Linked DNA regions of Homo sapiens: region 1 is linked to region 2. Evidence: chromatin loops called from intact Hi-C (ENCODE). Cell type or tissue: HepG2. All regions are shown on one strand. Links, peaks and the distances in the headings refer to the core of each region. The heading gives the core; the rest is flanking DNA.

What was found. A loop is a pair of places that touch in the nucleus more often than their neighbours do. Peaks named below come from ENCODE experiments on the same cell type or tissue, not always from the same donor. Only the 100,000 strongest peaks of a DNase experiment are listed, where the experiment ranks them.
Region 1: it touches region 2 in a loop (8-fold over the local background); 55 of 110 quality-filtered maps call a loop at or near these places.

Annotation. Positions count from the first base shown.
Region 1 is chr15:89,051,811-89,067,074 of GRCh38, forward strand. The region is part of intron 1 of CARMAL (coronary artery disease region linked MFGE8 regulatory lncRNA); the gene reads left to right. It also overlaps a transcript of ABHD2 not described here. Among named protein-coding and RNA genes, the nearest start is that of CARMAL, 18 kb to the left of the region's middle. RefSeq lists an enhancer at 7,525-8,025. In HepG2, for the core only: a CTCF peak has its summit at 5,895 (motif pointing right); a DNase peak (open chromatin) is centred at 5,891.
Region 2 is chr15:89,116,452-89,131,715 of GRCh38, forward strand. It overlaps ABHD2 (abhydrolase domain containing 2, acylglycerol lipase), which reads left to right. Exons shown (of 11, transcript NM_152924.5): 3 at 1-70. It also overlaps the pseudogene RNU7-195P. Among named protein-coding and RNA genes, the nearest start is that of ABHD2, 36 kb to the left of the region's middle. In HepG2, for the core only: no CTCF peak of the experiment used is centred there; DNase peaks (open chromatin) are centred at 5,170, 8,860, 9,210 and 12,202.

The sequences.
Region 1 (15,264 bases), core at 2,398-10,397, 67 kb before region 2:
TTATAAATTACCCAGTCTCAGGTGTGTCTTTATTAACAGCGTGAGAACAAACTAATAGAGGTACCATGTCAATATTGAGGGTACATATAGGGGAGGTGGGAGGTGAGGAGGTGGACAGAGAACAGGACTCGTGAGAAGCTATTGGTAGACTGAGCCACAGGAGAATATATTCTGGCAGTCACTAACTTCCAGAGTGAAAGTTCACATGCAAATCAGTCGTTTGGAATTTGGAATGCATTTTCCCATGGGAACAATACCATACATGGAGGCTGAGATCTTAGGCCAGAGGATGGAAACAGATTTACTCCCACAGTATTATTCAACTAGGTTACTCATAGCATTACTTAGTTCAGAATTCAGGGAGATGGGAGCCCTGTGGCCCACCTCATTGTGGGGCTGGACCTGCCCTAGGTCAAGGTCTTTTTTGTCTTGGGTATGGAATGGTTTAGGAGGAGATTAAATTTGAGAAATCATAAAGCTGATTCTAATTGCATTTAATGGCAAAACTATCAGCTGACATACATGTGTAATTACATATTAGAGTATTCAGGAGAAAGTGATGAAATAAATTCTAAATTACTACCAAATCAGCAGGCAGGCTAATCTTAGAATTTCATGGTGGCCAAAGCAGTACTGTTTGATGTAAATGCCTCCTAATCCCTAATTCAATATGACTGCTGTCTTTATTAAAAAGGAGGGTTTGGACCCAGAGACAGACAGACAGACAGACAGACAGACAGACAGACAGACACACACACACACACACACACGACACACACACAAGGAGAAAGCCATGTGAAGATGAGGGCAGAGATTGGGCAATGTTTCTACAAGCCAAGGAGCTCGAAAGATTGCCTGCAAACCACAAGCAGGGGAGCAGCATGGAACAGATCCTCACAGAGCTCACAGGGAGGCCATCCAGCCAATACCCTGATCTCAGACTTCAGCCTCCAGAACTGTGAAACAACACATTTCTGTGGTTTAAGCCACAGACCTCTCCCTCCTCATGGCGCCCCTTCCCTGAGGGGATGTACCCTTTGCCTTTCACCTTTCTCCAAGACATTTTGTCTTCTCTAGGAAATTCTTTCCACCTCAGGGTGTCTTAGACTAGACCTATGAAAACGTAGTCCAGGAAGGGAGCTAGTATTTGGTGGGCAGCTTTTTTTTTTTTTTTTGAGATGGAATCTCACTCTGCTGCCCAGGCTGTAGTGCAGTGGCGTGGTCTTGGCTCACTGCAACCTCTGCCTCCCGGGTTCAAGCGATTCTCCTGCCTCCACCCCCGAGTAGCTGGGACTACAGGCACGTGCCACCACGCCTGGCCAATTTTTTGTATTTTTAGTAGAGACGGGGTTTCACTGTGTTCGCCAGGATGGTCTCAATCTCCTGACCTTGTGATCCGCCCACCTCAACCTCCCAAAGTGCTGGGATTACAGGCATGAGCCACCGTACCCGGCCTGTGGGCAGCTTTGATTTTCTGCTCTGTCACAGCCAGCCCAGAGACAGTAGTAACTTGTGGTACTTTGTTACGGCAGCCCTAGCAAACTAATACAGGTATTAGAGTACGGCAGTAGCAGTGGATAACTGACATGCAGCATAATCTCACCACCCTAGTAGAACTGACCAGGCCAGGGACCCTTATAGAAACAAAGGCAGCCAACTGCTGACTGAGCAGTGCCCTCTAACATGGCCTGGGGCCAGCGCTGTGACCAACAGCAGCTACCAATACTAACCACCCAATCAGATAGTGTTTCTTGGGGGATTTGAAGGGAGTGTAAGGCCCTCAAAGAAGGTGGACACAGGAGGCACTAAGCAGAGGCCATGGAAGAATCATGCATGAGGACAGCCTTCGAGAGGAGGGGAGAATGGAGACAGGCTTTGGGAGCGACAAGAGAAGCAGAGACTCAAGGGTGAATCAGAAGCCAAGGCAAAAATGGGCAAAGACATACCTATGATGGCGCCCCTTGGAGCAAGAGCAGTCCCACTGCCTTTGCAGGGTAAAGTGGTGCTCACATCTTTGCTTCTAGCGGCTGCCAAGCTGCCAGAGCTCTCATTTTCCCAATTAAGGTGCCAGCCTCCCGGACGCCTCACCTCCGCATGGAGCCTTGAAATGACCACTCACTTGCCAAGTACAGCACCTGAGCTGGTCTCTTCTCCCTGCAGCCCAAGAGAGTCTAACACATTGCTGCAGAGGCAGTAGAAAACATAGACAAGCCAAAACAAGAAAAGGAAAGGCAGGCACAGTGGCTCACTCCTGTAATCCCAGCACTTTGGGATGCCAAGGCAGGCAGGTCACCTGAGGTCAGGAGTTCAAGACCAGCCTAGCCAACATGATGAAACCCCGTCTCTACTAAAAATACAAAAATTAGCTGGGCATGGTGACACACGCCTGTAGTCCCAGCTACTCGGGAGGCTGAGGCAGGAGAATTGCTTGAACCCAGGAGGTGGAAGTTGCAGTGAGCCGAGATAGCACCGCTACACTCCAGCCTGGGTGACAGGGCAAGACTCTGTCTCAAAAAAAAAAAAAAGGATTTTTAAAAAAGAATTTATGCTGTGCCACCAAAATGTATGCATGTCAGAAATTGTACTTTGGCTAGGTGCAGTGGCTCACGCCTGTAATCCCGGCACTTTGGGAGGCCGAGGTGGGTGGATCACTTGAGGTCAGGAGTTTGAGACCAGCCTGACCAACAGGATGAAACCCCATCTCTACTAAAAATACAAAAATTAGCCAGGGTTGGTGGTGCACGCCTGTAGTCCCAGCTACTTGGAAGACCGAGGCAGGAGAATCGTTTGAACCCAGCAGAGGAGGATGCAGTGAGCCGAGGTTGTGCCACTGTACTCTAGCCTGGGCAACTGAGCAACACTCCATTTCAAAAAAAGAAAAAAGAAAAAAAAAAGAAAAGGCACCTGTAACCCAGAAACAACCACTGTTAATATTTCAGTGTTTATTCTTTCTCAAAGTCTTTTATTCTCTGCATATATTTTTATAAAATAGGGTAATACTATATGTACTGTTTGTAACATGGCTTTTCTTTAAACAGCTCTAAAAAAACATTTTTCTAAATAAATTAAAAATTGTCATTATATGTAGTGGGTATTCCATTGTGTGCAATGTGCTTAATCAATCTTCTATTGTTGCCAGGCAAGGTGGCTCACGACTGTAATCCTAGTAACTCGGGAGGCTGAGGTTGGAGGATCACTTGAGGCCCGGAGTCCAAGACCAGCCTCGGCAACCTAGCAAGACCCCATCTCTATGGCGCACACTTGCAGTTCCAGCTATTCTAGAGGCTGAGGCAAGGAGGATCACTTGAGCCCAGGAGTTCAAGACTGCAGTGAGCCATGATTGCGCCACTGTACTTCAACCTGAGTGATGAATTGAAACCCAGTCCAAAAAACTTTTTTTTTAAATCTCCTATTGTTGGTAATTTAGTTTGTGTCCAGTTTTAAAGTGTCTATCTTTTGATTTAACTATCCTACTTTTAGGACTATCTCCCACAAAAGTAAAACACTAGTTTCTTTTTTTTTTTTTTTTTTTTGAGACAAGGTTTCATTTCTGTTGCTCAGGCTGGAGTGCAGTGGCACGATCTCATCTCACTGCAACCTCTGCCTCCTGGACTCAAGCGATCCTCTCTCTCCTGCCTCAGCCTCTTGAGTAGCTGGGACTATAGGCGAATGCCATCATGCTCAGCTAATTTTAAGTATTTTTTTGTAGAGATGAGATTTCACCATGTTGCCCAAGCTGGTCTTGAACTCTGGACCACAAGCGATCCGCTGGCCTCGGCCTCCCAAAGTGCTGGGATTACAGCCTACTAGTTTATAATATTTACAGAGATGTTTATCACAATATTATTGATAATAGCAAAAATCACTAGAAACACCCTGGATGTCTACCAATATGGGGGCGGTTGAATAATCCATAGCATATTCTATACTATGAAATATTGAACTGCTATTAAGAGTGAGATGAAGTGAGATGAATCAATATTACTTGTCAAAATGATCATGATATGTGGCTAAGGGAAAATGTAGTTTACAAACTAATTGTGTAATGTGATTTTTGCTTTTTTGTTTTTACAGACTGGGTCTCACTCTGTCATCCAGGCTGGAGTGCAGTGGCGTGATCACGGCTCACTGCAGTCTTGACCTCCCGGGCTCACACAATCCTCCTGCCTCAGCCTCCTGAGTAGCTGGAGTCACCATGCCCAGCTAATTTTTAAAAATATTTTGTAGAGACAGAGTCTGCCTATGTTGCACAGGCTGGTCTCAAACTCCTGGCCTCAAGCAATCCTCTGACCACAGACTCCCAAAGTGCTGGGATTACAGATGTGAGCTGCCACGCCTAGCCTGATTTTTGCTTTTAATTAAAATTTTGTAAATGGAGGTGGGAATCCCTCTACGAATTTTTAATTTGTAACTATTCGTATCTTCCTAGGGAAAATAATAGGAAAAAAACTCACAAAACTGTTAATATTGCTCACCTCAGGAGATGGCATTGGAGATATTTGCTTAGTTACAAGAATATGTATGGATTTTGCAACTTGAATGACACAGTAAGAAAGAACACCATGCCCCAGTGCAGGATTGTGGCAGGAATTTGAATCTTTAATTCCTTCAGGCACCGGGCACAGATCGAGACCATCCTGGCTAACACGGTGAAACCCCGTCTCTACTAAAAATACAAAAAAATTAGCCAGGCATGGTGGCAGGTGCCTGTGGTCCCAGCTACTCAGGAGGCTGAGGCAGGAGAATGACGTGAACCCGGGAGGTGGAATTTGCAGTGAGCCGAGTTCGCACCACTGCACTCCAGCCTGGGCGACAGAGCAAGACTCCATCTCAAAAAAATAAAATAAAAAAATAAAATTCCTTCAGGGTGCTTGCAAAAGATAGAACAGTGCAATGAAAAAAATCAGACCCAGCAGCACTACTTATTACAACATGACCTTGAGTGAGTCATTCACCTCACTGGGCCTCAGTTTTCTTGTCTGTAAAATGGGACAATAGCAATCTCTACCTGTCAGAGTTTGTGTGCAGGCAGTCAGGAAATATAGTCAGTAGGCATTAAATTTTTTTCACACTGTTAATCCAGTTTATAAGTGATACCTTTTTTTTTTTTTTTTTTTTTTGAGATGGAGTTTTGCGCTTGTTGCCCAAGCTGGAGTGCAATGGCGCCATCTCGGCTCACTGCAATCTCCGCCTCCCGGGTTCAAGCGATTCTCCTGCCTCAGCCTCCTGAGTAGCTGGGATTACAGGCACACGCCACCACGCCCGGCTAATTTTTTGTATTTTTAGTAGAAATGGGGTTTCACCGTGTTAGCAGGCTGGTCTTGAACTCCTGACCTCAGGTGATCCGCCTGCGTCAGCCTCCCAAAGTGCTGGGATTACAAGCATGAGCCACTGCGCTAGGCCAGCGTGATACCATTTTTAAAAGTGTTAAGTGAAAAGGGTAAAGGATCTATTGAAGCCCCTTTGTAAGCATGTGAGTTCTGCTTGAGAAGCCACCCCCGGGTTAGCTCTTCTAAGCTGCTCATAGCTAATTCCCTTCCTTCATCTCCACTTCCCTTTGGGGTTTGGCGCAGTGATGATGGGGTTTCTGAAGATGAGGTAGGGCAGGGGTTACACAGTGACCACTGGGAAGTTGGGGACTGGCCGCCTCTGGAACTCCAAGGATTGATTTTCATGGTTAGCAAACAGCTGAGAGTTCTTTGGGAAGCTTCAATGGTGAAAATGCTATTTTTGGTAAGAGGGTAAGAATACAGCCCCTTCTTGTTTAGCCATGGTCGTGGAATCACGGTGGGGGCGTGCCTGGTGCATGGGCTCCTGAGAGGCAGGCCCCGTTGGGCTCACCCCCATTCCTGCTGCCATTCCCTCCATGGCCTCAGGGTGGCGCTGCTCCCTCTCCAACTGGGGCCATCTATTGCCACCATGCGGCTTCCCAGTGAAACCCGCTATTAATAAGAAGGAATGAAAAAAAAAAAAGAAAGAAACAAACCTGCCAGAACTTTCCAATCACACTGTCCTAAAAGCTGAGGACTAAGAAAACGAAGATAGATTCAGGGGACACCGTGAGTCAAAACTTTAGTTTGCCAGGTCTGACTTCTTTCCTGCAGCTCTTCGCCCTCTACCCAGTCCATCAGGGACCCCAGGACTAGGACTCCCTAGCTCCCCACTTACAAATTAAGCCCACCAACATTTGTGGGGCGCCAGGCAAGAGAACGAATGGAAGCTCACATACTCTATGTCTGCATATTTTCAAGTTGTTCAGTCAAGCTGATAAACCCTTAAATGAAGTATGCTCCATCCTTCCGCCTTGAGGTAGATACCTTCATAACCACCTAAAAGACCAGGTTGACTTTTAGGATTTTCAGCCTCCTTGGAGATCCATTCCCCTGGCTCTCCACTTCTGGCCCCAGGTCCACCCACCCACGCTCATCCTTTCAGATCGTGAGGAGCCTCACATACGTGTGGATACTCCAGCTCACACATCCAAGCTTCCTCCACACCCACACCCCTTACAACCCTGAAAACAGCTACCCCTTGGCCACTCCTAGTACCTAGCATGTGAACACAGGTAGTGAGGTCCACTCTTGGGAAGAGAGACCTAGAGAAAATGAAGATGCCCCGCAGGCACAGAAGAGGGCTTGCTGTAATTTGGACAGAAACTCTGGGGTCCTGGTACACGGAGCCTAGTCTTGGGTGGGTGTATGGACTCCCTTTGTAGAAAGGAACATGGCCCGAGGAGGTGCACAGCAGGAGCTTCTCCTGCTCTGGGCCCAGGGGATGGGGACAAGGAGAGATGACATCCTTAACTCCCTCCATCCCTCAGGAGTGCCCCTGGACATCGAGACTCCTGGAAATCTGGGTTGTGACAGGCCAAGTCCCTTCTTAATTCCTCTTTCCTGCTGTGGAGCCCCCTCATGTCCAATGATTGGCAGCAGGAAAGACCTCACTCTTCAGACAAGACCATAGTATCTGCCCTTGAAGCCTTTCTCTTTCAGCCCTCAACAATATCTCAATAAAAACAGCAATCCAACGTTGGACAGAAGCCTGCAGTAATGGGTGGTGGCGCAGAAGCCATCCTTTCAAGGGCACAGAGTGCCATTTCTCTCTCAAGGGATGGATAATTCCTGCCTTAATGCAACCTTCATCTGCCTAGTCACCAGCTGATGGGAAAGCAGCTCCAGCGAAAGATAAGGGCTCTTTGCCTGAAATGAAAAATTCATGAAGGAAGACTAGGAATGGGGCACGCAGAGAGCTGCCAAGTTGCTGTGCTCTGAGGACCTGACAAGAAGCTCAAAAAGCCAAATGGAAATTTTCTCTCCTCTCCAGCATCTCCCATCATGCCCTCTTCCATGTTTGGGGCTCTCTTCTCTGCTGTACCTGGTCACAGCTCTGCAGTCTCACCAATGCCCATATGCCAGGGGATCCAGGAAGAGGGGTACATCTGCCCACCCAGGCGAGCCACTTGACACCCACTCACATCCTCACAAAATGTTCGCTGTGGCTAGACAAGCTGGCATGGTTCTGACCACCTACCTGCCTAGACCAGACCTGGAGGAAATCCAAACTGGCTATTTATTTGTCCCTGGGAGACGCCTACAGATTACTTCCTGTTCCAATTTTCTGACCCACAGATCTGATCAAAATTCGTTAGGTTGATCATTGGTCACAACTCATAACTTGGGAAGGCAGCCCTGAATTTCTTGTCACAATGTTGGGCAGACAGTGGTATGGATGAAATGAAAGGGGAAAAAAACCTCTTGAACCATGAATTGGAGAATTTAACTCTCTCATAGGGATGGGCTTGAGAAGTACGACCGGCTACCCCATAATATACAGAATGGCACAGCAGTCGCAGGTGCCATTCCAGAGATGGTGGGTTCGAGGGCAGTAATTGATCCCCAGAAATTAGGTAGGAGGGCAGGCTGCCATCGCAGAGGAATCTGCCACCAAGGAAGTCCACCAGACTCTACTGTCAATGGGAAATGGGAAACTTGAGTCTCCTATTGCAGAGCCGCAGTTCCTTCTTCCTGCTGCAGGGTCCGTGGCCGAAGGAAAACCTCATTCCACTGTCCCCTGCCCAGGCCAGCTGTGGAACGCAGGTCCTCCATGAACTTGGGGGCCCCTCTTGGTCTCCCAGTGCATTGGCTCTTGGTTCCCAGGTCTTCCAGGCATTTATGCAGCCTTTTCCATTCAAAGCGGGAACTGGATTCAGACAGCAGTGTCTCATTGAAAAGCTTGTCCCTTCAACACCAGCCCCTAAGAACCACTCCAAGGCCTTTTTTTTTTTTTTTTTTTTTTTTGAGACAGAGTTTCGCTCTTGTTGCCCAGGCTGGAGTGCAATGGCGCGATCTCAGCTCACTGCAACGTCCATCTCCTAGGTACAAGCAATTCTCCTGTCTCAGCCTCCCAAGTAGCTCAGATTACAGGCACCCACAACCATGCCCGGCTAATTTTTTTGTATTTAGTAGAGACAGGGTTTCACCATATTAGTCAGGCTGCTCGTGAACTCCTGATCTCAGGTGATCCACCCACCTCGGCCTCCTAAAGTGCTGGGATTACAGGCATGCACCACCTCGCCCGGCCAGCCTTTTTAAAAAAAAACACTAACTCCTCCCAAAACAAAGAGTTTTTTCGCTCATTTTCTCCATACTAGAGCTTTACCATGAAGAACACAGATATAAAAACCTAAGGACTTATCTGCCCTCTGCCCCATCCCAGCACAAACAGGAAACTCATGCTACAACAAAAAGACAAAACATAGGTCACATTCTCAATGGGCCACCGTGATATACACAGAAGCCTAGCACTTAAGACTAAAGCCCCAAGTCCAGGTGTAATCTGTTTCTTCTTTTATGTGTAGGAAGTTGTTTGAAGCTTTTTCCTCCAGATTTTAAGTGATTTGTGTTCACTGTGGAACACTTGAAACGTATAAGAATAAAGACAAAGGGGGGAAGTGTCCATCATCTCACTACCCAGAAGCAAACTATTAATATTTTTTAAATATTTCTTTCCTAGTTTTGTCCTGTGCCTTTTTAAGTTTCATTTGAAATCAAGACTGTATATGCAATGTGGATCGAGAGTATTTTATACAGCCATTAAAAAAAAATAATGAAATCATGTCCTTTGCAGCAACAGGAATGCAGCTAGAGGCCATTATCCTAAATGAATTAATGAAGAAATAGAAAATCAAATACCACATGTTCTCAGTTATAAGTAGAGCTAAACAATGGGTACTCATGGACATAATGATGGAAACAGACACTGGGGACTCCAAAAATGGGGAGGGAGGGAAGGAGGGAGGGAAGGATTGAAAAACTACCTACTGGGGGCCGGGCATGGTGGCTCACGCCTTGTAATCCCAGCACTTTGGGAGGCCAAGGCAGGTGGATCACCTGAGGTCAGGAGTTTGAGACCAGCCTGGCCAACATGGTGAAACCCCATCTCTACTAAAAATACAAAAATTAGCCAGGCGTGGTGGCATGTGCCTGTAATCCCAGCTACTCGGGAGGCTGAGGCACGAGAATTGCTTGAACCCGGGAGGTAGATGTTGCAGTGAGCTGAGATCACACCATTGCACTCCAGCCTAAGCAACAAGAGCAAAATTCCATCTCGGAAAAAAAAAGAAAAAGAAAAACTACCTACTGGGTACAATGTTCACTATTTGGGTGATGGGTTCAATAGAAGCTCAAACTCCAGCATTATACAATATAACTCATGTAATAAACCCGCACATATACCTCCTGAATCTAAACAATTCAAAACAGATCTGTATTTTTTTTTTCTGAGACAAGGTCTCACTTTATCACCCAGACTGGAGTGCAGTGGCACAATCTCAGCTCGCTGCAGCCTCAACTTCCCAAGTTCAAGCCATCCTCCCACCTCAGCCTCTCCAGTAGCTGGGACTACAGGTGTGCACCACCACACCTGGCTAATTTTTGTATTTTTCTGTAGAAACGGGGTTTTGCCATGTTGCCCAGGCTGGTCTTGAACTCCTGGGCTTAAGCAGTCTGCCTGCCTCAGCCTCCCAAAGTGCTAGGATTACAGATGTGAGCTACGGTGCCTGGCCCAAAAAAGATAATTTCAAAAAGAGTATTTTCCCAGGGCAAACATATTAATAGCTGCCTAACTATTCATAATATGCCTGTGCCATAGTTTGCATGATCAGGAGGCTGAAGCTACACCAGTCAGAAGTGACTGAGCTTGCAGTGAGGGAACAGTAGGCCAGGCTTCAAGGAACTGGAGCAGGCAGAGCAATAAGGTTTAAGCTCACGGCTACCACCAAAGCCTGAGGTTATTTCAAAAATAGGAATGCTGGAAGATACAGCACACAGATGGAAAGAAATCTTTTGAACCTGAAGGCTGAAAGGAAAGCTGGCTAGGGTCCTGAGGCTATGCTGATATCCAGGAAAAAGCAGAGTGTGTGAAGAAGGGTGTTAAAGGCCCCAAGTTTGCTGTTTGTCAGGAATATAAAGGTTGTTCGGGCATTCGGGCAGAATGTACCCTACAGGTAAGACTGGAGGAAGTTATGGAATTGATTTTCGTTTGTTTTTGTGTGGGGGGGTGGGTTTTTGTTTTGTTTTTTGTTTTTGTTTTTTGAGACAGGGTCTCACTGTGTCGCCCAGCCTGTAGTGCAGTGGTGTGATCTTGGCTCACGGTAGCCTTGATCTCCCGGGCTCAAGAAGGGAGTATTAACTCCACTTCAGCCTCCTGAGTAGCTGGGAGTAGAGGCACACAACACCACACCTAAGTTTTGTAATTTTTGTAGAGACAGGGTTTCACCACGTTGCCCAGGCTTGTCTTGAACTCCTGGGCTCAAGCGATTCACCTGCCTCGGCCTCCCAAAGTACTAGGATTACAGGCGTGAGCCACCGCACCCAGTTGGAATTGATTTTTTAAAAATACATTTAGGAAGGCCAGGGGTTGGGGAGTGGTTCTAAGACTAGCAATAAAAGAATAGGAGCAGTTTCAGAAGCTGTTCGATTATCACATGAGCATGAGAATGTCAAAGAAGAGACGCTAAAGCCGGCCTGTCTCACCTTATTGATTTCCGGTGCTTACTGAATGCATTACTTTTATTGGAGAATAACTTCCTTTTCATTTTCTTTTATCTTGCTCATTTGAGTATGTCAGGTCTGTTTAATCAGTCACAATTGCTGCTGCTTTTTTTTTTTTTTTTTTCAGACAGAGTCTCACTCTGTCACCCAGTCTGGAATGCAGTGGCATGATCTCAGCTCACTGCAACCTCCACCTCCTGGGTTCAGGTGACTCTCGTGCCTCAGCCATCCAAGTAGCTAGGACTACAGGCGCACGCCACCATGCCCGGCTAATTTTTGTATTTTTAGTAGAGATGGGGTTTTACCATGTTGGCCAGGCTGGTCTTGAACTGCTGGCCTCAAGTGATCCCCCTGCCTCAGCCTCCTAAAGTGTTGGGATTACAGGTGTGAGCCACTACGCCCGGCCAAAAATTGCTGCTTCTTGATAGAGTATGGAATTCCTTTCTTTTGAGGTCAGGTTTATTTTTTCTTATTACATATGAAAAATTTGCTCATAACCAAAACTCCTAGAATATAGAAAAGCATGAAGTATAAGGAAGTAAATAAAAATCACCAGTAATCTGACTACCAAAAGATAACCACTGCTGACATATTAATATAAGTCCTGCCAGACTCTTTTCCTATATATGCGTTCTCAACTAATCTCTGCCTCTCTCTCTCTCTCTCACACATGCACACACACACAGACACACACACACACATCACATCACACATATAAACACAAAGAGAAAGGGGAGTATTCATACTATACATACAGTTTTTTTATTGTTGTAAAACATAAATAACAAAATTTACCATTTTAAGCATGTTTAGGTGTACAGTCCTATAGCACTAAGTACATTCACATTGTTATACATCTATCACCACGATTCACTTCCAGAACTTTTTCATCTTCTCCAACTGAAACTCTGTACCCATCAAGTCAGTGGTCCCCAACATTTTTGGCACCAGACTGGTTTCATGGAAGACAATTTTTCCACGGACAGGGTGGGTAGCGGGGATGTTTTCAGCATGAAACTGTTCCACCTCTGAAACCACCTTCTGCTGTGCAGCTGTGCAGCTGTGCAGCCTGGTTCTTAACAGGCCACGGACAGGTGCCAGTCCATGGCCCAGGGGTTGAGGACCCCTGCATTAAATAAGAACCCCCATTACCCCTCCCCCAAGCCCCTGACAACCACCATTCTGCTTTTTGTCCCTGCATAATTTGGTGACTTTAGGTATCTCATCTGAGTAGAATCATACAGTATTTGCCCTCTTGTGTCTGGCTTATTTAGCATAATGCCTTTAAGCTTCATCCATGTTATAGCATGTGTCAGAATTTCCTTTCTTTGTATGTATTTATATATAACATTGTGTCCTTTTTTTTTTTTTTTTTTTACACGGAGTCTCATTCTGTTGCCCAGGCTGGAGTGCAGTGGTGCGATCTCTGCTCACTGCAACCTCTGCCTCCCGGGTTTAAGCGATTCTCCTGCCTCAGCCTCCTGAGTAGCTGGGACTACAGACATGTGCTACCACGCCCGGCTAATTTTTTGTATTTTTTGTATTTTTAGTAGAGACGGGGTTTCACCGTGTTAGCCAGGATGGTCTCGATCTCCTGACCTTGTGATCCGCCCACCTCGGCCTCCCAAAGTGCTGGGATTACAGGAGTGAGCTATCGCGCCCGGCCAACATTGTGTTCTTATATTTATCTGTTGATGGACACTTGGTACAAATAGTTCTTTAGGCTGCTTTTTCCACTTAATATATTCTAGACATCATTTCATGTCAACAAAGTAAAATTAAATTATTATTTTTAATGACTATTTGGTATATTGCTCAACAGATATTTTATAAGTTATTTAACTAGATTGCTAACAATGAACACTTGATTATTTACAGTTTTTTTGCTTAATAGACTTTTCAGTGATGAACAATCTTTCCAATTTGTATTGAGAAACATATCACACAGGAGAGCATATAATGTATATGTTAAGCTTCAAGAATGCTAACAAAATGAACAGTCTGTATCCTACTCCCAGCTGAAGAAATAGAGTATTCTCAGAACCTCAGAAGCACCTGCAGGCCCTGCCCCATCTCATTGCCCTCTCATCCCCCGAGAGGGATCACTATTCTGATTTTTGTGTTAACCATTCCCATGCTTTTCTCTGTAATTTTATCATATGAGTATGTACATTCCTCCCCAAAAATATACAGCCTAAATGTAAGTCTACTGGATAAAAGAAAAAACATGGGTGCTATGGGCATCTTGGATCCTGGCCTTCCTTTCCAGACTCAATGCATCCAGTTATTTCCAGCTCAGAGAGCCCCTCCTCCATCATTGGTGTGATTCTCCACCTCCTCCTTCAAGGAAATCCTCCTTCCTACTAGGTTGTTATCAGTTTAGAATACCCCTCCACCTCTGCCTCTACTCCCATCCACCCGTTATGGCAAACTCATTTAGAATCATTGTCCATAGCACATTTTCCAGAAATGTTAATTAAGGGTGTAGAATAACACCATATTAGGAGGCTTCAACAGAATTGTCCAGGGCAGACTTGGGCATCCCCAGTCTCACCACTTGGGAGGTCCTGACCTCTGGTGTATGATATGCCTCCTCTTCCTCCTGAGGGCCTCTTGTTTCTTTTCCTGACAGTCTGTAGCTTACTCTTGGGTAAAATTAATGCCAAACACTCCCTTCCTAAGAACAAACAATGATCTTAGACATTACATTGTTTTAATGCACATGAAGGAGGCATTTCACTAAATGCAGCATAATTGACTAATATCCCTTGTATTTCAAATGAATATAGGCTTTTCCACAATTTTCCAGAGAAGTTTTAGCTTCCCCACTTTGCCTCACCCTCCTTATGTCTATACAGACTCTAGCTTTGGTTATCTTCAAGCATGTGCTAACTCTTTCCTTCCAGAAGCCCCCCATGATATAGAAATAACAGCACTCTGCTTGCTTCTGTCCTAATGCAGGATCCCAGGGAAAAGGAAGACTTCCTTGGTAATTGCAGAGAATGGAATCTGAGGCTAGTATACTGGTATTATCTACCATTTACATAATACCTGCTATGTTCCTGGCACTTTACATACATTATCTGAAGAGTACATTTTATTACTTTTGCACATAAGGAAACTCGGGTTCAATCATGCATCCAAAGACATTAACGAGTGAATGATTGATTCAGAGTTTGGACCAGGTGTGTGCATCACTAAAATGTTTGTGTTTGTGACCATTCCTCTATATCCTCTCTTTGGAAAGAGAAAGCTATGCAATATTTAGGATTTTTTCCCTGAGTTTCCTAGATCTGCTGTAACAAAGTACCACAAACCTGGGGGCTTAAAACAACGGAAATTTGTTCTCTCACAGTTCTGGAGGCTAGAAGTTCAAAATCATGGTTCCTTCTGAGGGGTATGAAGGAGGATCCCTTTCTTGCCTCTCTCCTCTCTTCAGGTAGTTGCTGGCAATCCTTAGTGGTATTGGTTTGTAGATGCATCATTCCAGCATCTGCACTTGGCCCTCTTCCCTGTGTATCTCTCCGTATTCAAATCTCCTCCTCCTTTCTCTTATAAAGATACCAGTCTTTGGCCTTAGGGCCTACCTTAATCCAGTATGACCTCATCTTAACTTGATTACATCTGCAAAAGACCCTATTTCCAAATAAGGTCACATTCACAGATACCAGGGGTTAGGACTTGAACATATATTTTGGGGGGACACAATTCAACCCAATACCTTGGGCATCCTTGTCACCAAGGCATTCTCCTATCATATTTCCTTCCCAAGGCCTGGAGGAACATGGCTGCCTGCTCACACAAGTAAATAGGAGGTGCTGGAGGTCTTAAGCCACAGCAGGAGGGCTGGGCAGAAACCTGTGCTCAGCAAGATACCTTTTCAGTGAAGGGTACCTGTTGCGGCAGGCCAAGAGAGCCACGGGCCAGCCAAGAGGCCAAGTCAAGCTGTAGTGAAACAGTTCCCTTTGGTGTCTGCAGCTGAGTGCCTGATTGCACAGTGGCATGGCACAGCTGTGTTAGTCGTCCTTTCTCCAGATGCCATGAAGTCTGGAAAATGTGTCTGGATACTTGTGAGGTCACCATACTTAGGGAGTTTGGACTCTGAATAAACAAGCGGCAGAAAGTCTTGAGATTCACAGCTCTTTCTGCTCCAGATTCTATACAGTTGAGGAAGGAGATGTGAATTGATGGTGGGGCCCCATGTTGGGGTGAT
Region 2 (15,264 bases), core at 4,364-12,363:
CTGACCTCTACTTCCAGGACTCGGGGCTCTCACGCTTTCTGCTCAAGTCCTGTCCTCTTCTGACCAAAGAGTGAGTAGACCTCATGCCCTCTGTATGCTCAGCTGCTGATGTATTTGGCTTTGTGTGATGTTCAAAGAAGAAACTTCTCTCATCGTGTCCTTAAGGCATCAATGGGATATGACGTCACTGGTGTTAAAATAGCCACAGTCTGATTGCAGTCTAGTGTTTGAATCCTGGAGGGTAGGAGAGAATCAGATCTCTGTTGCCTGAAACATTCCTTCCTCTACAGTGTGATGTCATTATCCATGACAGGGACTTTGCAGAAAATAGTAGTCATTTTTAGGCAGATATGGAAAAGTTGGACAATATTCTAGTCCTTTAACGAATGCTTTGTTGCCAGTTCTAGGATGGAGAAACTATCCTCACCCAAAATAATTAATAAGCAAAAAAGCACAGATCCATTAGTTGAGTACTCTCCATCTGCCTTGTTGAAAAATGTACCAAGCATTAGCTAAGAGAATGCACTTAAAGAGAGTGCTTTGTATGAGTGAACCAGGTTTCCCTATAGAAGCCCAGATCTGTATTTTTTTTTAGATAGAGTCTTGCTCAGTCACTCAGGCTGGAGTACAGTGGCATGATCTCGACTCACTGCAACCTCCACCTCCCGGGTTCAAGCGATTCTGGTGTCTCAGCCTCTGGAGTAGCTGGAATTACAGGTGTGCTCCACCATGCCCGGCTAATTTTTGTATTTTTAGTAGAGACGGGGTTTCGCCATGTTGGCCAGGCTGGTCTTGAACTCCTGACCTCAAGTGATCTGCCCGCCTTGGCCTCCCAAAGTGCTGGGATTACAGGCATGAGCCACTGCACCTTCCTCCAGATCTGTATTTTGGAGGCAGCAGGGGCGGGCTCTGCTTCTGACAGAGGAAACTGTAGTTGTAAAATGAAGGGAATCTGCACTCTGTGTCACACATACTGTTTTCAAGAGATGCAGTGTTCACTTTTTCTCTATAGATGTCTTCTGAATGACTGTGTCTTCCTCCAGGGCTCAGGCCAAGCCTCGTGCACAGTGGGTCTGAATTCCCCACTCCTTTTGTCATGCTGCTTCACTCGCTTTGTGCTTTTTCAAGCTTACTCCATTCTGCCTGTGCCTTCTCAGGCTGCAGCTACTCAGAGAGATGTCTTCCTCAAGTGTGTCCGTTCAGCACATGACTAATGCAGTTGCTAAGACCCAGTGGTGGTAGAAGCTCTTCCCTGCATCCTGATAGCACCTCTCATCACCTCTTTTGGCTGTTGGGGACACTGGGTGAATGATTCTCTTCTAAGAGCAGACAAATAGGCAATGAACATCTGAGAGTCTGGGCCCCTGCTTTGTGTAGTTGTCTAGTTAATTTTCACATGTACTATTATGTGCTTTAGGTGTTTTGGGTGTACATGGGCGGTATTCTTATGCAGTTTTCTCATAGTTGTGACAGTGATGTCATGACCCCAAGTCAAGAGAGAGATTGCGTAATAGTGGTGGACACTATAAATGTCATCATACTGAATTTGGAACTGCCCCTGCTGAGGGGACTTTTTATTACAGTAGCCTCCACAGCCAGGCACAAGAGCAAGGACATGGTGTTCTTATATGCAGTGTTTGCAGTTAAAAATCAGCTCTGTAAAGGGTGTGCACGGTATATGTTTTGAAAATCATCCAGTATTTGTCATAGTCATATTTTGAATGTTTCTTTTTTTCTTTCTTTTTTTTTTGAGACAGAGTCTCACTCTGTCACCCGGGCTGGAGTGCAGTAGCATGATCTCAGCTCACTGTAACCTCTGCTTCCCAGGTTCAAGCGATTCTCCTACCTTAGCCTCCCCAGTAGCTGGGACTACGTGCCACCACGCCCAGCTAATTTTTGTATTTTTTGGTAGAGACGGGGTTTCACCATGTTGGCCAGGCTGGTCTTGAACTCCTGACCTCAGGTAATCTGCCAGCCTCAAAAGTGCTGGGATTACAAGCATGAGCCACGGCGCTCGGCCTGAATTTTTTTTAATACTTAATTTAGATCAATAACTTCGACTGTTACTGAAATTTGCACTCACTTTCAGCTTACAGTTTGGGTAGGACTGCTAGACCCAGTTCTTTTGTCATCTCATTCTTAGAGAGCTCTTGAAAACCAAAGTATTTAAAACCCTGCAAGTTTCTGTGCAGATGAGTGCAAATTTCCACCCAGCATTGGTTCCTGAGTAATTAGAGGAAGGAAGCCATGCAAAAGCTGCTATTGCCCAGGCTCCAGAAAAACATCATGTAAGGTTTGATTCCATACTAATTGTTCAAAGTGTAAAAGAAAGCTGACTGTGGCAGTTTTTACCTCCTTTTCTTTTTTTTCCTTTTAAAAATAATCCAGAGACATTAAGCCCAACAGTTTCTCTTTGCTTTTTTCCCTCTCTAGCACATTTTCTTGATGAGTCTAAGGTGTGACCTCTACTGAAATGGCTCCCACCCACCTCCTCCTATGGAAGTGGATCCCCAGCCCCATCTCCTTGGACCTCGTGGCTGTGTTTAGAAAATTAGCATCAGCCTAAGCCAGGGGCATCAGCATGGAGCCCCCTGGTCATTGGCTGATTGCCACCCTCTCTCCTGGTGAAGCCCGAACTAGGGAGTGGTGGAGGTCAGCCTAAGTTAAAGGCAAACCTGATGATTGTTTATGACTTAGCTATGGTTTGAAGGTGTATGTGAAGGGACAAATTCTCCAGAACCAATTTCCTTCCAAAGCCTCTCCCTTTGATGATAGGACCAGCCCTCTTAGAGCATGTTGGAGCATTACTTAAGCAGCTAAATTCTAAACACCCGAGCAATCTGACTTGAACATGACAAATGACTAAAGGGCAAAAGGATTCACTTTATTGCCCCCCCATCCTTCAACTCACCTCTTATTTCTGATTTAGATTCTAATTTTAGGAATCACTGTATCCTGTGTTCATGTCTCATATCACCAAAATGTTTTCACATTACCACTCTCTTTTGTCCGCGTTACTACTGCATTTGAAATTTGTTGAGTACCTTTCATAGACGTTATGCCATTCAGTCTTACCAACCTTAAGGTTGGATTCATTTTTCCTTTCATTTTAGGGATGAGGAAACTGGGAGTAGCAGAGAGGGAAACTGAACTCAAACTGGAGTGTGACACCAGGTTGGCTGCCTTCCTATCTCTGGGGAAGTGAACAGGGACTTTTCTTGGGTACAAGTGAGAGAACTGAGGCAGAGGCCAGCCCCTGATGATGACAGCCCCTGGGTGACCTTTGATTCCCATCTGACCCTCTTTCTGTTTCTGTCACTCCACTGGAAGCTACTGTCCCCCATAGTCTTTTTCTGTGTCACATGACTATAACAACCTCCCATGTGTTGAAAGCTAAGGGCAGGAAACACGTCTGTTATGAGGGAAAGTGCTTCTCCTGGGACTTTGAAGATTTTTTTCCTACAAGGAAGCCTGTCTGCAGCCTTCACAAGCACTCGCCTAGGCTGGAAAGTTCTGTTAACTGATTTACAACAAGCTGTGAATATTAGTCAGTAATCCTGACCGCGGGTAGCTGGTTATGATGACATGCGCGGAATCAGGACGTGTCTTCTTACTGTTCTGGTATAGAAAAAAAGTTGATGAAAGGTGAACATCGAAAGCATGCTCGAGGAGCAGGGATTACTGTTTTCCCCCTCAGCATTAAAGTCAATTTGAAAATCTGTTCTAAGATGATTTACCCAAAGATACATTATAAATTAATCTTTTAATGTCTGGAGGAAAACTTTGCTTCAGTGGGATGTTATGTCTCCTGTTCTCTTAGAAACAGATCAATATTTACCTAGTGATTCATTTTTTGTTCTCATGAAGTGTTTACTTTTAGTGAAACAAGCAGACGCCCAGTTCGGAATTATGACAAAAATCTAGATAGTCATACAAATCTTTTTTTTTCAATAAAAACTTTGATGCATATTCATTTTTTTAAATGGAAAAGGTAGAGCACACAAAAATTATCTATAAATGTTATAGCTCTTTCTTTTTTCTTTTTTGAGACAGAGTCTCACTCTGTTGCCTAGGCTGGAGTACAGTGGCGCAATCTCAAATCTCGGTTCACTGCAACTTCTGCCTCACGGGTTCAAGTGATTCTCCTACCTCAGCCTCCTGAGTAGCTGGGATTACAGGCGCATGCCACCACACCCAGCTAATTTTTGTATTTTTAATAGAGATGGGGTTTCACCCTGTTGGTCAGGCTGGTCTTGAACTGTTGACCTCGTGATCCGCCCGCCTCGGCCTTCCAAAGTGCTGCGATTACAGGCGTGAGCCACCACACTGGCCCTATAGCTCTTTTGGAATTTGTCTAACAGGTTTTTCAGTTTTTAGCAGAAAACCTCCCACGTGAAAAAAAAAATTATAATTCTACCCAGAGATAATGCACTATTAATATGTGGGCAATCATCCCTGTGGTTTTCCTTCTCCTTATACTTGCCCCCACAAAATCACGGTGATAGATATTGTTTAGTAACCTGCTTTCACCAAACCATGATGAACGTTGCCATGAACATTCACCCATGCTGCTACCTGTCTACTCACGTTTGACTTTTTTATAGCTTCAGAATTCTGTCATTCATTCAAATTTCCTGATGGCTGCTGGCAACAGTTGGGCAGAGAAAGAGCTTTGAATTGAAATTTGAACTAGGATGCAAACCTAGGTCTTCTACCTCTAAACTGGCCACAGAACCCTGGATAAAATGATAGCCCCTCTGGTCCTTGGTTTCCTTCTATGTAAAATGAAATAGGTGTGTCTCCCATGGTGCCCTTCAGCACGGACATCTTCTGATTCTGGTACCCTTGCTTTGTTAGCAAACATCAGAGTGGTCTTTTTAGGGGAAGGACCCTGGGAGAGGGTCCCTGACTGCAGGGTAAAGAGACTGGTTTTCTTGTGTGCTTGTCTTCTTCTAACTATTCCCAGCCCCCGTACTCCTGGACAGGCTGGCACTGTCTCCCTTTGGCTTTTTTTTTTTTAAGTACTTTTTAAAGCTATCATTTACATACAGTAAAATATACAAATCTTAAGTATATAGCTCAGGGGCTTTGTGTATGTATTCAGCTGTGTAACTACCAGTCCCTTGGGTGTTTACAAAAGTGTACTATGACCTCCCTGCCTCTGACCTACCCATCTGTCATAATACTACTCGAGTTGGCTTCCTCAAGCAGGCCAGCAGCCGAGGCATGAACCTACCTGTCCAGCCTCATTACTCACAGCATTCTCTCATTGCCTGTGAAGTACCTGACCTTTGGGCTGTTGTTTCCCCACTATCCCAGATCCCCTCTTTTTTCTCAGCACCAAAATGCCTCTTATCCTATAAGAAAACTTAAATAGCATCAATTCTGCTTTTAAGAGACAGAGTCTCACTCTGTTGCCCAGGCTGGAGTGCAGTAGTGCAATCGTAACTCACCGTAACCTCAAACTCCTGAGCTCAAGCTATCCTCCTGCCTGTCTCCCAAGTAGCTGGGACTACAGGTGGGCACCACAACACCCAGCTAATTTTTAAAATTTTTTTTATAGAGACAGAGCCCCATTATGTTGCCCAGTCTGGTCTCAAACTCCTGGCCTTAAGCCATCCTTCCACCTTGGCCTCCCAAAGCGCTGGGATTTCAGGTGGGAGCCCCTGTGCCCTGCCTTAAATAGCATCAGTTCTGAGATACTATTCTCTAACTTGCCGCCCTACTCCTCTTTAGCCAGAATGAGCCCTTCTTCCATCTTCCTACCATGTTTCCCCAACATATAACTTCTGTGTCCGTTTAAAATGTTCCATCTTGTTTTATGAGAATTTGTGTCTCTTTTCTTTATCACTGGAATATACACCCCAAATCAAGAGCCGCATACCTGGGGAGACAGAACAGGATTCCTGGTGGTTCCAAATCTCAAGTACAATGCCATTCTGTATCTTGTTTTCCATAAACAGGTGTAAGTGAACGATGTTCTCATTTTGGCAGACGCCATGTGTGCCTGCCCAGGAGAAACAAACTGCACTGTATCCGGCTTGTTCAATGGTGCTCTAGGGAATCAGGTGTACCTTCAGCTCTGACAGAGCTTTGTTGATCTGGGAAGGCTCTACCCTGTTTCTGGAAGAAGATGGATTGCTTATGGTCTTAAATTAAGGCAGGACAACCCCAGGCATATGCATAATGGCAGTTCACAGCCTCCACCCTTCCCTCTGGGCCTGGCTGAAGTTTTCATCACCAGGTCCCGGTTGGGAAGTAGAGACAGGCAGCAGGTGCCCTGTCTCTGGAAGCCTGCTATTAAAATGTACATACTGCCCTGTGGGAAGCCAGGCTGCTGCTTTTTCACTCGTTAGCAAGCTTGCCAGTATGGGCTGTCTTATAGCTAAAGATGAAGGCATTTAGGAGGAGTGTGATGGAGGACTTGGCTAATAGGCCGAAAAACAGAGAGTTGAGTTGTCTTCACTGGATCCAAGAGACATCTAGAAGCCCCTGCAGAGTCCAGAGAAGGGAGGCAGTATGATGAAAACCACAGCCACATGTATGTGGGTACTTTCTTCCCCAGAGATGCAAAGGTAATCGCTTTCTTCTGCAACCAGCTGCCACCTGTATTAAAAAGAACTGGACATTATTGTTCTCTGTGGATTTGAGAGACACCTGAAACTTAGGGGTGAGGGGCATACCCACTAACACCAAGCCAAAAATTACAGTTGGCTCTCCTATGCCATGGTGCCCTCTCTGGACGTGTCCGCCTGGAAGCTGCTTCAGGTAGTCATAAGAGAATGGGAGGAGCCCTGTGGCCCTTCCATAGACCATAATGGATTCATCTCCGGTGGTTTTCCCTTTTTCTCTTCACTCACCGGAGTACAAGCTCCAAACGGAAATCCAATTGGAATGCTGTTCTCATCATAATGTGTCCAAACCTTTAGTTTCCTGCCAATTAGTCATCCATCAGCCTTGGTTAGTGAGCATTTGAGGATCTACTTCTCTGAGACTCATCGTGGGGAGGCATTTGTAAAAGATCAGTTTTTCAAGCTTTTTAATTACGGAAGTTTTCTAGAGGCACTTTTTAAAAATCAGTTTCCTCACAAATGTGCTTCCTAGTTATTTCTCTTTTTTTTTCTCCTTTCTTTCTTTCTTTCTTTTTTTTTTTTTTTTTTTTTTGAGACAATGTCTCACTCTATTACCCAGGTTGGAGTACAATGGCACAATCATGGCTCATTGTAGCCTCAACCTGCTGGGCTCAAGAGATCCTCCCATCTCAGCCTCACAAGTGTCTGGAACCAAAGGTCCACACCACCATGGCTGGCTAATTTTTAAAAATATATTTGTAAAGACAGGGTCTCACCTGTGTCACCATGTTGTACAAGCTGGTCTTAAACCCCTGGGCTAGCGATCCTCCAGCCTCAGCCTCCCAAAGTGCTGGGGTTATAGGTGTGAGCCACCACACCCAGCCCCTAATTATTTCTAATAAAGCAGAGCAAATCTACTTTTGATTTTTCTCTCAAACAGTACCAACTCCCTCTCTATTGCTGTTGTACATACTTCTTAACAGTAAATATCCATTTTTCTTTTATCTGCCCCAAATAAGAGCTCAGTTCTGTGTGTACGAACACTATATTTGTCATAGATATGCAAAATATGCTATTTTTGTCCTAGTGTACCAAGGAAGTATTAAATAATTAGAAATACACTACAGAAAAGCACTCATTCAAATCTCTCTGATAGTGCAATATATGGAGTTATTTTCTGGATCTAAAGAGCACGGGACTCCATATATGAAACGGCCACTTCTTCCATTTTCTTTTCTGCCTACTTGTTATAAAGCTGTTTCTTTGCAGAGGCAGTACCAATGCAGAGGCTGGGGTTAGGAGCTTTGAGATGGACAGTTGTTGTTTTCTCAATCTTAAAGCATCAGGCAAATGCAACTTCACACACTCTCTTCCAGTCAGATTGCCACCCTAGGCCCCTCCTAGGTAAAAAAAATTCTGGAACCAGCACAGCTTATTTATTTATAGCAAGTTAAAGCTGAAAAGAATTTCATTATCTTTGACTTAAATTTCTCTTAATTCCCTCTTGCTCACAGACATTCCACATCAGATTTAGATCCTTTCCTTCTTGGCTGAACACTAAAGCTTTGTCCTTTTCACAGGATAAATTCCTAATTGCCAAGAGCCTTAATTCCATCGACCTGATTTTATCTGTTTTAAGAGTTGTGCAGACTGGGCATGGGGGCTCATGCCTGTAATGCCAGCACTTTGGGAGGCTGAGGTGGGTGGATCACGAGGTCAAGAGATCAAGACCATCCTGGCTAACATGGTGAAACCCCGTTTCTACTAAAAATACAAAAATTAGGGCTGGGCGCGGTGGCTAACACCTGTAATCCCAGCACTTTGGGAGGCCAAGGCAGGCGGATCACCTGAGGTCAGGAGTTCGAGACCAGCCTGGCCAACATGGTGAAACCCCGTCTCTACTAAAAATACAAAAATTGGCCGGGCATGGTGGCAGGTGCCTGTAATCCCAGCTAATCGGGAGGCTGAGGCAGGAGAATTGCTTGAACCCAGGAGGTGGAGGTTGCAGTGAGCTGAGATCGTGCCATTGCACTCCAGCCTTGGGGACAAGAGTGAGACTTTGTCTCAAAAAAAAAAAAACCAGTTAGTTGGGCATGGTGGCACATGCCTGTAGTCCCAGCTACTGAGGAGGCTGAGGCAGAAGAATCACTTGAACCTGTGAGGCAGAGGTTGCAGTGAGCCGACATTGCGCCACTGCACTCCAGCCTGGCGACAGAGGGAGACTCCATGTCAAAAAAAAAAAAAGAGTTGTGCAAATATTTCTTTGGATATTTCTGGTAAACTATTAACAAGTGATTGGCAGAACTGTAGTGTTCTGATGTGCTTATTTTGTAGCCACCAGACCTTCAGAGCATATTCACCTGCAAACTTATATTGTTAGAAAATTCCTGAAAAATGGAAGACTCAAAATCATCTTGATTGAGGCTAAATATTAAGGGCTAGCCTCAATAAGTCAAACTTTTAGGCAATTTCATCTTAAAATTGCTCATGTTTCTGGTGAAATAGCCCAAACCAAAACTGTCAAAGTAAGAAAGTTAAACTGCTGACTCTGGGACACTCTTTTATTACTTGGCTGACCAAACATTCCAGTTTGCTCAGGACTGGGGCATGGGACTGTCAGTACTAATACCGGGGAATTCCAGGGCAAACAGGGATAAGTTGTTCACCCTCTCAACTACTCACTATCTTGGATGTTGCCTGCCTGCCCTGTCTCTGCTGTAGCAGGTCATTTATGCAAGGGGCCAGCCACATCAGGAAGAAAAGTGCCGCCATCTTTGAGGTCTCCTATATTGAATCAAGATCACCAAGTCTGAGTCTGCTGCAGAATTCATCCACCTTCTCTAACCTAGATACAGATTGTAGCTTCTTCTTAGAGACTTTATGCCTTCTTATAGGAATTGCCGAAGCCTGAAAGATCTAAAAAAAGGTTCGGAATCCAAAATAGTCAAGACTCCCGTGATTTAGTTCAGATGGAAAAAGGCTCATCCTTTATGTGCCGAGCATTCTTTAAAACAACCAATTCTGGTTTCCAAAAATGTATGACCCTTATACCGCCCTATTCATCATACCTGAGTTTACTCTTCAGGGCCCTACTATGTCTCCAAAAAAGGAGTATATGTCTTCCAAAAGGAAGTATATGCTACAACTGATTCCATCACGTGGTATCAAATTCAGTACATGTGGACGGTAAGTGGGCCTTGGCTCCACGTGTAAGGTCCTGTTTTGAGTCACCCCTCTGTGTCACCCCTTCCCAGACTCGATTTCAGAATCCACCTTGGTTCACCATTCATCCTTAACTTTTAGCTTACACCTCATTTGCTTTACAGGACTTACATGGAATCAGATCTACTTTTATACTCCTTCTCAATGTGTGGTTGACTGAAAATTGCTCCACTATCCGGGAGCAGGAAATGGACCTTGTTTTCTAGAAAGTCTCGAATTTCTAAGGATAGCCAACTTTTATCAGCCTCTCATGTTTTACTGACCCTGTGAATTCAGAGGTTGCCAATTTTGATCTCCACTGTTCTTTTTCTCTGCCTGCTTCTCAGCATGCCCTCCTTCACTATGATAGTACACTTTGTACTACAAAATAGTATATACTTTATGGTAAAATAAAATTAAGACAGTAAACTGACTTGGAAAATATATTCTGGAGGGTAAGTAAGAATTTTTCCTAAACTCTCAGTGCCAGTGTCATGCAGTGATGTGGAGAGTGAAGAGCTGACGGCTGTTTACGCTTTTCTTTGTCTGAAGCAACAGTGAGTGAAGTGACTGGCTTTAGAAGCCCAGTCTTCTTCAGCAGCATCAAGAATACTTCCCTGCAAATGGAGTCTGTTTGGGATCCTGAGCTTTAGGGTCAGAATTTATTAGATGGTGTAATGTTTACTTAAGGAAAGCATTTTCCTGAGTTTATAAGGAAATCTACCCCTCCATGAAATTCTAGAAAGCTATAACTAATACAGAAGGCTGTAGTCCTTGAAGACTTGATTTTATGCATGATTGGATGAGATGCCATTGCTGTTTGCTACCCCATGACTGTCAGTAGTCAGACTGAGAAGTGCCCTCTACCAAGTACCAAGGGCCGGGTACTCCTCAGAGGCCCTCCATCTGCCTGAGGTAGCTGCCTGCAGTGTAGTATCACGGTGAGCCATGGAAATGAGTCAGCCATTGTGGCAGCTTGTGAACCACCCTAACTCTACCTGCTGTCAGTTTCTAATCATAGAGTGAGGGCTCTGGGTCAGCGTGGGTGCATGGCATCAAACCAGATGGCTTAACTTCTGAGGTAGCCATTATAAGAGTCTGTAATCCAAAACATTTGGGAACCCTGCCTGGAGATCAGTGGTTGATCCAGAACCATCTGTAGCCTCCCAGGAAGGGAGAGATTTGTGAGAAACAGCAGGTTATATGTTTTTCTACCCTTCCACTGAGTACTAATGCCATTGCCATGACCAACCTGACTTTCCTGTGATATGTAGCACCAAATCCTCCTGCTGGCAAGACCCTGAACTGGTGTTTTCAGCCAGATCACAAAAGCTTGAACAGTAATTTCTTACTGATGTAAAGTGAGAAACTCCATAAATGCTTTTTAAAATGTTGACACCTGCCAAGCCACAGCAGTATGGACTTTTCCTTCCTTGGGATTTGAATAAAGGAAGATTCTTCTCAGTGAATATATATATATACATATATATATATACACATATATATATATATATATGTATATTTTAAAAATTAGTCAATTAGTAATATTTAGTAACCTGCTCTTCCAGTCTGTTCACCGTCTGTACACCATACTCAGCCCCTTCTATATCACACACAATACTTTTTCTCACATTTCCACCTTCTCTGTCTGTCAGAATCCTCAGGCCTTCTCAAATCGTAGCTCTTCTAGTAGCTCCTGACTTTTACCTGTCTCTGTCTCATTGGCTCTTACCTAAGGACAGGGATGGAAACAATAACTTTCCACATATGTATCTCTCGTCACACCTCAAGTGTATTCTGAGAGGCTTAAGGACAGAGACTGTCTTAAAAATTCTCTGTCTTCCCTGTGGTTGCTGCTTCTTGTAGAGTCAGTACACACTAACTTCAGTAGAGTCTTTTGGTAGGAACATGTGATTGACAGAGTGAGTAATTCAGGTAAGTGATAAAGGAATTTAGAGAAAGAGGGGATATTCCTGTGGTGGCTTGACTGATGAGGTCTTCCATAATCCTGAAAGATTAGTTGGCTTTGGATAGATGGGACAATAGGAGAGAAGGCACAGATGTTGGTGTGAGCATGAACCAGTAAAATCAATTATTTAAACAAGCACTCATGGCAGAAAACTGGCTTTGCTGCCCAGGCCAACACTTTTCACCCATCCACCTTTGTCCTTTTGTCCTGTGGGCCTTCCAACCAGTCAGCAGGATAAGAAGGTGGTAGAGGCCTTGCTGCCATTGACACATATCCACGTTGTCAATGCTTTGCCGTCACCACAGCTACTCTATTCTTGTCTCCTAATTCCATGGATCTTCATTTGGCTAGACTTTGATTGTCTCTCTTGTAACTCCCAAAAATGATCTTGGTGCTGCTTGCATCATGTTTGGCCCTGCTACCCAGTCTGCCCTTTGCTCACTGTGCCCTTTGATTTTGTTTGCTAATGGGTTTTGGGCCCCATCACTGGTCTGGTCTCTATAGTTGCTTCGTGGCCAGCTCCTCACCAGGTCCCTATGCCACGATCTGGTGAGCTGAGAGCTGTTTGATTGTAGCAGAGAGCCCTATGGTCTGTGGGGGGGAGGAAGAGGAGATCAGATCACGAGGAGTCTCTAATTCCCAGAGAGGAAGAGTTTGGGCTTGATCCTGTGAGCACTGGTGGTAGGTGGTTGGAAAGGGAAGGATGGGACAAATTCCAGAGGTCTTCTAAGGTGGAATCAGTGGTATTGGTGGGTAATGGAATGGCCTTGGGCATCAGAGGAAAGGGCTGAATCACAGATTATGCTGAGGTTACTGAGCGGTTGAGAGAATAGAATCATTGACAGAAATAGGGAAGTCTAATGGGGAAGCTGCTTTCTCAAGGAAAGTTGTTTAGCTTGGGGCTTGTCCACAGGATGTGCACAGGGTTATGTGCAATTATGGCATTAGAACTTAGGTGGGAGCTCAAGACCAGATGTGTAGATTCCAGATCAGCTGCAGGTAGGGGAGGTTGTGGGGGTGGGCAGAGAGAGACACTAAAGACTGATGGCTGAGGCAGGCCATGGCTAGGGTGGAAGAGACAGAGACAGGCAGTAAGAAAGGTAGGGAGAGAACCAGCAGCCTCCAGTTCCATGGCAGCCAGAGAAGGAAAACATTGAAGAGGGTGTCAGAAACTCAGGAAGAATGAGGGCTGACCAAAGGCCATCTACCTTGGCCAGAAAGGATCAGGGATTTTTGAGAATGTGTTTTCAGGAGTGAGGTGAATAAACAGGTCAGCACAATAGCAACCAAAGAAGTGAGTCAGGAAACAAACACCAGAGAAGGAAGGAGAAAAAATGGAAACTGGAGGAGAAAGCCAAATTGATTGAAGGTTTTTCCCCTAAGATTGAGAGGGTAAATCCAGGGGCCCAAGTGAGAGGGTGAAGTTAGCGAGCTGTTGCCCCCCGGGAATCCAGAGTCCAGATCAGCAGTGAGACCCACCTGGGCTCAGATGCCAGCCCTGCCCCCTGCTGGCCAGTGGCTTCACCTTGCCGAGCTTCTATTTCCTCATTTGTAAGATGGGTATAATAGCACTTATTTCATAGGTTCAGTATGCTGATTAAAAAAAAAAAAAGAACAGCATGTAAGATGATTTATAGGATACTTGGCATGTGTAAGAGTTCAGTAAATATAGCTGCTATTATTGTAGCTATTTTTATTTTAATATTATCAGCTAGATCAGTTGTACAAATAGCAAAAGACATAATGTACACGAAGGTCACACAAGCACACCTGAATGTCAGTAGGACATCAGTGGGTAAGTGGGTAAAAGATGTGCCTAGATAAATTCCACATAAGGAAATACATGTAATAAGCACCTCATAATGTTAAGACTTGGTAACAATGAAGCCTTAAAACATGAAATATTATTTGATATTCAGAGGAAAATATGGCAATATTGTCAAAATTATATTAAGTTGGACATCGTATTAGTCGAAGTAAACTAGTTTATACTGTGGTAACTAATTACCTCTAAACCTGCACATCTTAAAGCCACAAATGTTTATTTCTCACTCATGCTACGTGTTTATTTCAATGGGCAGGAGGGCTCTGCTGATTGTCATCCCACCAGGACCCCAGCTGATGGAGGTGACATCTCAACACCTGCTTCCGTGGTCATCACCGAGCCAGGAAGAGCAATGTCACACCTCACACACTGGCTCTTACAGGCTGCTACCGGAAATGGCACTTGGTCATTTCCTTTCCCATTTCATTGGTTTGGGTGTCCAAGGGAGATAATACAGTCATGGGTTCTCAGTTTCTGTTTCTGGTTGGTCCGGTAAAGCCCCTTCCTCATCCCTGTTTTTTGCTTATCACTAGAGACAGAAACTACAAACCATGGCTTTAGGCTGCTAAAAGCCTACAAAAGAAACAGAACAATAACAACAAAATAAGGCAGGTTGGACAAGCTTGAGAGCTTGTCCAGCCCATAGCCCACAGACTGCATGTGGCCTGGGACAGCTTTGATTGCAGCCCAACACAAATTCATAAACTTTCTTAAAATATTATGAGATTTTTTGTGTGATTTTCTTTTTCTTTTAGTCCATCAGCTGTCATTAGTGTTAGTGTATTTTATGTGTGGCCCAAGACAATTCTTCCAAAGTGGCCCAGGGAAGCCAAAACATTAGACACCCCTGGTTTAAAGCAAGGCTCGTGCCCATGCCTAACTTGAGAAGCAGCACACCTGTGTCCAGAGAAGAGGAGAATAATCATGGCCACAGGCAGCAGCCTGTGTCACGTGGGCCTCCTTCCTTCTGTCCTTCACTCCATCTCTCCTTCAGTGCCTCTGCTTCACTGCAGGACGTCATCAGCTTTCACCTGGAAGAATGCAATAGCTTTCCCTCCATTCTCTACCCTTTCTAATTGATCTTGCAGGCCACCAAATTATCTTCCTAAAGCACAAATTCATCATGCCATGCCCCTGCTTTAAACCAAGTGGCTCCTCACTGTCTGTAGGGCGAGGTCCAGCATCAGCCCTCGCTCCTTCTTCCCTATATTCCTTGTGTTCTAGACACATCAGATCTCTCCACATTTTCTCATACTGCATGTTCTCTCTTGACTATGTCTTACATTTGCAATGCCTTCTACCTGGAATCCCTTCATACCTCCACACAGCCTCTTTATTTGAGAGAACATAATCACCTTCTTTCTGATGAATGCTTTCTGGACATTTATGGTTCTCTTCTCTGTTGTCTGATAGCATCTGGTGTGGCCTTGGGATCTAGGACCCAGCAGAGAGGTGAAGGGGCAGGATGGGAAGCCCTTCCAGAGGGGAACAGGCACAGGGACTCCTCAGTGGTGTGTCCAAGAAAAAGCAAAACTGGTTTCTGACTATTGAGAGACTAACAGGTCCCCTAGAGTCTGGAGACAAATTGATGATTGGCACATAGAAAACTAAGCTGATGAGGAAATGATAAAAGTGATAACTTGAGGGAAAATAAAAAATTTCACAAAAAAGAATACAACATATGACTTCTTTGTGGC